Linked DNA regions of Mus musculus: all the other regions are linked to region 1. Evidence: chromatin loops called from intact Hi-C (ENCODE). Cell type or tissue: heart. All regions are shown on one strand.

Evidence for each region. Peaks named below come from ENCODE experiments on the same cell type or tissue, not always from the same donor. Only the 100,000 strongest peaks of a DNase experiment are listed, where the experiment ranks them.
Region 2: it touches region 1 in a loop (6-fold over the local background); 10 of 42 quality-filtered maps call a loop at or near these places.
Region 3: a loop joins it to region 1, with 6 times the contacts of the local background. A loop is called at or near these places in 4 of 42 quality-filtered maps.

Annotation. Positions count from the first base shown.
Region 1 is chr12:27,598,247-27,600,746 of GRCm38, reverse strand. It overlaps Gm4166 (a long non-coding RNA gene), which reads right to left. Exons shown (of 4, transcript XR_381387.2): 1 at 2,433-2,500. Among named protein-coding and RNA genes, the nearest start is that of Gm4166, 1.3 kb to the right of the region's middle. In heart, a CTCF peak has its summit at 1,391 (motif pointing left); no DNase peak of the experiment used is centred here.
Region 2 is chr12:27,341,753-27,344,252 of GRCm38, reverse strand. It overlaps Sox11 (SRY (sex determining region Y)-box 11), which reads left to right and starts at 1,535. Exons shown (of 1, transcript NM_009234.6): 1 at 1,535-2,500. The coding sequence starts at 1,845. In heart, a CTCF peak has its summit at 1,145 (motif pointing left); a DNase peak (open chromatin) is centred at 1,472; H3K4me3 peaks cover 2,500 bases; H3K27ac peaks cover 2,485 bases.
Region 3 is chr12:28,247,931-28,250,430 of GRCm38, reverse strand. No RefSeq gene overlaps it. Among named protein-coding and RNA genes, the nearest start is that of Gm25564, 100 kb to the left of the region's middle. In heart, CTCF peaks have their summits at 1,324 and 1,529; no DNase peak of the experiment used is centred here.

The sequences.
Region 1 (2,500 bases):
TAGGGCAATTTCTTCCTTTCAGAAAACTAGCTTGAATGGGTGGAACAACAATATGAACTAACCAGTACCTCCCGGAGCTCGTGTCTCTAGCTGCATATGTATCAGAAGATGGCCTAGTCGGCCATCAGTGGAAAGAGAGGCCCATTGGTCTTGCAAACTTTATGTGCCTCAGTACAGGGGAATGCCAGGGCCAAGAAGTGGGAGTGGGTGGGTAGGGGAGTGGGAGGGAGGGTATGGGGGACTTTTGGGATAGCATTGGAAATGTAAATGAAGAAAATACCTAATTAAAATTTTTAAAAAACTAGCTTGAGTAAAATTGACCTAAAATAATTGATCTCTCTCTCTCTCTCTCTCTCTCTCTCTCTCTCTCTCTCTCTCTCTCTCTCTCTCTCTCTCTCTCTCTCTCTCTCTCTCCAAAACAGGCCTAGATCTGAAACAAGGAAAGAGTGTCTCAGGAAGGCATACCAAACCACATTATTTGAACCAACATTAGAAAGTAAGAAAAGAAAGCTATTTTAAAAATTCATAGTGTTTACATACATGGTTTTAAAATGGATGCATTGGCTTCTTGTAAGTTCAAGATTGAAATTCAAAAATAAATGTCCACATAAGCAAGTTTTCAAATGGGACTTTTGTGTTATGTCCTGATCAAACAAAGTTTGTCTGCCTTCAAGTTCACTTAAGTTAATAACGTACTGTGTAAATAACTCGGTTGGAGAGAGAAGAGCAAATTTGAAATCTTTAGGAGAAAAAGCAGCATTTGAAAACCACAAGCACGCTGTTCTTTCTTTTCTTTTTCCCTAATTGTCATTGGAAGTTTGTTTGGCTGTTTAAGGTGTTCCCCGAGGAGAATCTGTCACTGTAATCAGATACTGAAATAAGACACTCTATCACATAGGGGTACAGTTAGTGTGTGATAATTCAAAAGAAAACGATAAATAAATTGATAAATAAATTTTGTCCTTTACTGTGATGAAATATAAGCAAGACTCAGCAAGCCGGAGGCTTCGCTTTCTGGCTGCCAACGGGTGATTTTGATAGGCTATTCTGGGGAAAGGGAATTCAAGAGGAAAATAACTGCAATATTGACAATTTATTTTTGACTAGAGTTTTCTCTGTTTTCTAAACTTTTTGTAAGTGAATCGATCCTTACACAGATGTACTAGAATGCTTGGTTTGCCTGTACTATTGTTACTATGGTAAAAAAAAAAATATATGTTTAAAAGCACCCACATTTGAATCAAAACAGATCAAAACTTTTTATAAATTCTTTTCTCTTGGTGCAACCAAACAATTAACGTTTCAGAAAGATGCTTTGAAGGTCCTGGCTGTGGTCCCTGTCTGTCCAGTGATTGGAAGAAACCCTGGCTTTTAGTGGGGGTGAGCACCCCCTGGTGGATGGAGGAAGCAGCTGGATGGTCCAGCGAAGATGACAAGACAGGGGAGGATGGTTTTGCTCACTCATTCACCACACACGCCACGCGCTGAGGAGATGTCTTTAAGGAGGCTCCACTGTTATACTTAAAATTTGAAGCTGCGGGTTGAATGGCAGCGCGTGGCATCTATCTTGATGTGAAGTCTTGGGTTCCCAGCATGAAATACAGACTTCTCACTGGAGTTCGGAGATCTGTCAGTATGAAAACCTGGCTGAGTATATGGACCTCTGATGAACCCTTAGAGGGAAGGCAGAGAGTTGTCCTGACTTCCTCAGAGTATTTCGTGGGGTCCCCAAGTCAGAGACTATGATACTCACAGACAGGGACTTGGAGAATGCAGTCCTCCATGCATATGCTCTGCTAGGGTGCACATTTAATACACTCTGTAGCACTGATTTTACTCACACACGGCCAGGATATTTAGACCGTACCTTACCTCGTCCGCACTATTATACAGGTGGGAACTGAAGTTTGCACAGAACACAGTATCCCTGGGGACCACACTGAACCGGGACAGAGAGAGCCTGCAGAGCTCACTCAACTGCATAACCAGTGGGTCTCTGTCAGATCTGTCTAGCCCATGCAAAAGAACTCACAACTTTCTTTGAGAATCTTGTACTTTAAAATGCTATAGGATCTTTGTTTCCAGTGATAGCCATTGTGAAAAAGTCAGTGCACATCACAAGGGACTCTCTCCCTTTATGTTTTTTTCTAAGGTCTCAAGGATGAACCTACAGCAGGCTTCGGGACCTTTAGGCAGTTGCTCTGCCACCAAGATGTGTACTTAGGAGTAGTCCTCGGTCCTTACCTTTTACTATGGAGTCCCACTAAACCATCAGTTCTGGCCTTGAATTCCATTTGTAGTCCAGAAACACTTTGAACACAAGATCCTCCTGTCTCAGCCTCCTCACTACCTGGGATTAGAAGCACCTTTTTAAGCCTGGCAATGTGGCAGGCATTCCCCTCTCCATTTGTTAATCAGGTAGTGAAACTTACCAGCTCAAGGCTCTGCTCAGAATCCAGAGTTTGCTTTGAAATCAGAAGTGTCTGAATGTAGTTTCCAC
Region 2 (2,500 bases), 260 kb after region 1:
TTGCCTCAAAGATGGATTTTTACACTCCACATGGGTTTTTCTACATCTCCAGACATCAGGTTAACCAGTATGTAAATTTTTTAGGTTCCAATAGCCTTAAACATTAAAATAAAATGCCAACATTATTAAGACTGAGGTTAACTTCAATAATACACGTGCTTGGATCGGTGCTTTTCTTTGGGGTGAATACGATAAGGGTGAAATACAGGGACCCCTCCCCCCTTTTTAAAAATAAAATGGCCTATGAAGACCTGGCACCATTCTATGTCCGGAGTGGGGATGTGTGGGAGATGAGAAGTGTAGTACCCTGTGCAGTACACCAACCTGAAAGGAAATATGTTTAGATAATTCCACTAGTCCCGGGCGGCCGATTTCTCGGGTGAGCAACTCCGGGTGGGGTGAGGGGCTGTAGATCTTAAGAACCAGCCCCCAGAACTGACAGTGGGTAGGTATGAGGAAAACAGGGTGAGCAGCCACGTTAAACAGAAAGCAGAAAGGCTTCGTTTCATTGTCCTCAGAAGAGCCATAGGTGGGTAAGAGACAACACAAAGAGAAGCGAGTTTCCAAGGAGCCCGGCAAAACCAGTAGGCAGGAGCCACCGCTCCAGCGGCAGCCTTAGCAGGCAAATAAGAAATATCTTCGCTTTAAACGAGAGTGCACTTCATTTTAGCTTTGGTTTGTACCGTTGGGTTAAAATAGCAAATGACCCAGAAGGTGCGTGCTGGGAGGCAGAGCTAGGGTTTCAGGACCGAGCTGCAGGGGAGGAGGGCGTAGGTGATGGACAGAGGAGGCGGGACGCGGGGAGTTGGGGAGGCCTATGGAGTAGAAAGTGGGGGAGGGGCGGCGATGCTGAGTCCCGGGCTGTTTCACCGATCCGGCCTGAATCCGTGAACTCCTTTCCGAACCGCTCCGGAGCCGCCCGGACACGGCGGTCTCCGAAGACCGTTACTCCAGCCGAACCGGCAGATGCGCGCGATCCAGGAGGGAAAACGAGAGGGGGAGAGACGGGACAAAACCCTGCGGGTGCGCGGGGAGGGGGGGAGGGAGGGCCCGGCGACCGGGCTCTAGAAAGAGGGAGAAAAAGAACCGGAGGATGAGCCCACGTGCACGGTGCCGCGCGGTGTCGAAGCGCCACCTTCTGCTGGATAGCGGCGCAGCGCGATCGCGCGCGGGTTTAGGGCGCGACGCGCCCAGGATGAGCAGGGGCACCCACTCGCGGTGCCCGGGTGGGTGCATCTGCACTGGGGTTCAGTCCATCGTCCCGCGCCCTTGAGTCCGCGCTGGCGTCTCTCGCTCCGTCCTGCATCCGCCCGGGGGACACGCGCAGCTGTGCGCACTCGCGGATTTCTTTTGAAAAAATAACATATTTCTAGACAACTCCCCCCGCCCCCCATCTTTGCAAACTGGCCAGGAGGCGGGGCTGGAGGTGGGGCCCGTGGTTAATAACGGGAGATAGGCGGAGTCGGGACCAGCCATTGGCTGGTGGGAGTAGTGATGTCACCCATATGACACCCTGATAACGAGTTGAGAGAGAGCCCTCAACTTTTTGCAGAAGAAGCGCGCGCGCCTGGGAGTGCTTGGGGTCCGGCGCTTGCGGCGGCTGCCAGGAGTGAGAGAGCGAGAAATCAAGCGAGTGAGAGAGAGAGCGCGGGTCCCGGGCCGCCGCCGCCTCCTCTCCGGTCGCCGCCGCAGCCGCCGACGCAGCAGGGAACGGGGCCGGGGGGGAGGGGGGCAGCCGCGGACGCGCGCGGCCAAGGACTTTGCAACTTGCCGGAGAAGGTGGAGGGGCGGGAGGGGGAGGGGCGCCCGCGCAGGAGACCGAGCGCCCAGCCCCGCCGCGGACCATGGTGCAGCAGGCCGAGAGCTCGGAAGCCGAGAGCAACCTGCCCCGGGACGCGCTGGACACCGAGGAGGGCGAGTTCATGGCGTGCAGCCCGGTGGCCCTGGACGAGAGCGACCCGGACTGGTGCAAGACGGCGTCGGGCCACATCAAACGGCCCATGAACGCCTTCATGGTGTGGTCCAAGATCGAGCGCAGGAAGATCATGGAGCAGTCGCCCGACATGCACAACGCCGAGATCTCCAAGAGGCTGGGCAAGCGCTGGAAGATGCTGAAGGACAGCGAGAAGATCCCGTTCATCAGGGAGGCGGAGCGCCTGCGCCTCAAGCACATGGCTGATTATCCCGACTACAAGTACCGGCCGCGCAAAAAGCCCAAGACGGACCCAGCGGCCAAGCCCAGCGCGGGCCAGAGCCCCGACAAGAGCGCGGCGGGCGCCAAGGCAGCCAAGGGCCCCGGCAAGAAGTGCGCCAAGCTCAAGGCGCCTGCGGGCAAGGCGGGCGCGGGCAAGGCGGCGCAGCCGGGGGACTGCGCCGCGGGCAAGGCAGCCAAGTGCGTCTTCCTGGACGACGACGATGAAGACGACGACGAAGATGACGAGCTGCAGCTACGGCCCAAGCCGGACGCTGACGACGACGACGACGAGCCCGCGCACTCGCA
Region 3 (2,500 bases), 650 kb before region 1:
AGAATTTAAAAATCCAAACTTCAGCAGTGCATTTTCCTGTAGGGAATGGTATAGAATGATCCAGGTAATTAGGGGCAGAGGAGGTATTAAAGTAAACTTATGGACTTAATGTAATAGAAAATGTTTGAAGGTCAATGGTGGTGATCCAGCCCAGGATATGCAGTCACTAGGAGAACACACAGGCTGGGCATACTCCTTTTCCCATAAAAAGATAAAAAAAACCAAAACCCTGAATTTAAAATAAAGAATACATGATAAAATGCCCACTGGGAGGGTAGCAAAACGTTCTTGGGATATAAATTGGCCTTTATTAATATTTTTAATTTTCTCTGTGTTATACATGACCATAGGCATGCCAATGCGGGGAGACCAACTGAGCCACACTGCTGCTTCACAGAGTGCATTGAAGTTTGGTGTCAGCCTTCACTTCGCATAGCTGGACAAACAGCTGCAATAGTTTGGAAGCATTTAGGAATACACGTTTCTTCAGCATCTCCTGTCATGTGATCAAATAGCCAGAGAAAAGAGAGCCAAGCTTGGGTGCCTCTCTTTACATAACGACACACAGCCATAATACATGTTCACCTCCTCTCTCTGTCAGGACACTGCTCAGCCTCCTTGGGGATTTGAAATGTTTCTAAATACTTAAAATCAAATAAAAGAAAGCTAACATCCCATTTCTCCGGAGTTTTACTACTTTTTTTCTTTTTTAACCAGTCTTCTTGTGTTGTGGCTTTGTAGCTGGGCCCTTCTTACTTCTTGTTTCCATATTTATTTAGAGAAAACAATCACGCACACAATTCTATCCTCACACTTGTAAAGTCTGGTGTTTTTGCACAATACCAGTCCTGAGTCCCTTAACAAACCAAGATACATCACGCTGACACATCTTCTCAGTTTATTTTCCTTAGTTGGTAAAAAATGAAAGGAAGAAAGGGGGAATTAGAAGAAAGAGAAGACGAAGAAGTATAAGTTGTTGCTGGTCAAAAATAGAACTTTAAAACTGAACTTGAAGTTGAAAGCCATCTAGTATAAATGCCCTGTACTTATCGAAGCCTCGCCTCAGATTTTCTATCAAAATGCCTCAAAAGATTTTCAAGCAAGAAATGATGTCTAGATGTTAAGAAGTTCCAGCCTGATGACCTCTGCCCCAGCTGCTTTTATTGGCATGGCCCCAAATTGCCCCATGCTTTGAATGGATGTGTAGCAGATGGTGACTTTCCCCAGTGTGCAAAAACAGGCTGTGGTCTAACCTGGGCTGTGTTTCTATAACAGCCGAGCAGGTGCTCACAAACGGAGGCCTGCTCCCAGCATTCTACCATGGAAAGCTCTTGTGGTTTTTCCTCTTCTCTCTGCTGATGTTGCCTGCTCTAATAATTAGGGGTCTCTCTGAGCATTTCCAGATCAGAATTTTCCTGCACCACCACTAGGGGGCGTCTCTGAGTCTCTCCTGGTCAGAATTCTTCCTGCCTCACCACTAGGAGGGGGGCCGGTGTCTCTTAGCATTTCCTGATGAGAATTGGCCTGCTCCACCACTAGAGGGGATCTCTGAGTCTCTCCTGGTCAGAATTCTTCCTGCCTCACCACAAGGGGGTGTTTCTGAGACTCTTTTGGTTTGAATTTCTCTCCCCCATCACTGAGGAGAATCTCAGCTTTTCCTGGTCAAGCTCTACATGGTGCATGAACCTGTCTTTGTTCAAACTGATTGCTGCATTTAATTTGTTTGAAACTTGCTTTAATCCCCTTCACCCCACTTGCCTTCCCAGCCTCCCTAATAGTAATTCTGCTGGCCCCTCTCTCAGGACCATGTCTTGTACTTCCTGACTGGGCCCATGAGTGACTTGAGTGCAAAGGCATCTCTCACCTGTCTATGGGACTGGTGCTTCTGCATTTCTGCCACAGCTGGACTGCAGGGAGCCCAGGTTTCCTGGGATTTTTGCCCAGCTTCCCACTCATCCTCCCCACTGGCTTTTGCTTTTTGGTGACTCATTTAAAACAAGAATGAAAGTTCCTCAGATACTCGACTTACAACGCTTGTCGACTCCCACTCTCTCTTGTATGTGTCTTAATAGGTGCAGATTTATGAATCTAGATTTTTTTTTCAAATCAAATCTCCAATTAGATTACCAAGGATTAATCTGGTGATCCAACCCCCACCTCATCCCATGTCTATGTGTACCACAAAATTTGTGCCTCATCCCCTGGCCTTCATTCCCAGTTGTGGTCATCTGGTTCAACTGGTTTAAATTCCTAAAAGATTGTCTGGGAGTATAATGATGCTAGTAACTGAGTAATATTTTTTTCCTTTGGTTTTTCAAGACAGGGTTTCTCTGTGTAGCCCTGGCTGTCCTGGAACTCACTTTGTAGACCAGGCTAGCCTTGAACTTGGAAATCCAACTGCCTCTGCCTCCCAAGTGCTGGAATTAAAGGCATGTGCCACCACTGCCCGGCTGAGTATTTTGTGAGCAGGGATCTTTTTTTTTTTTAATAAGTTTTGTTG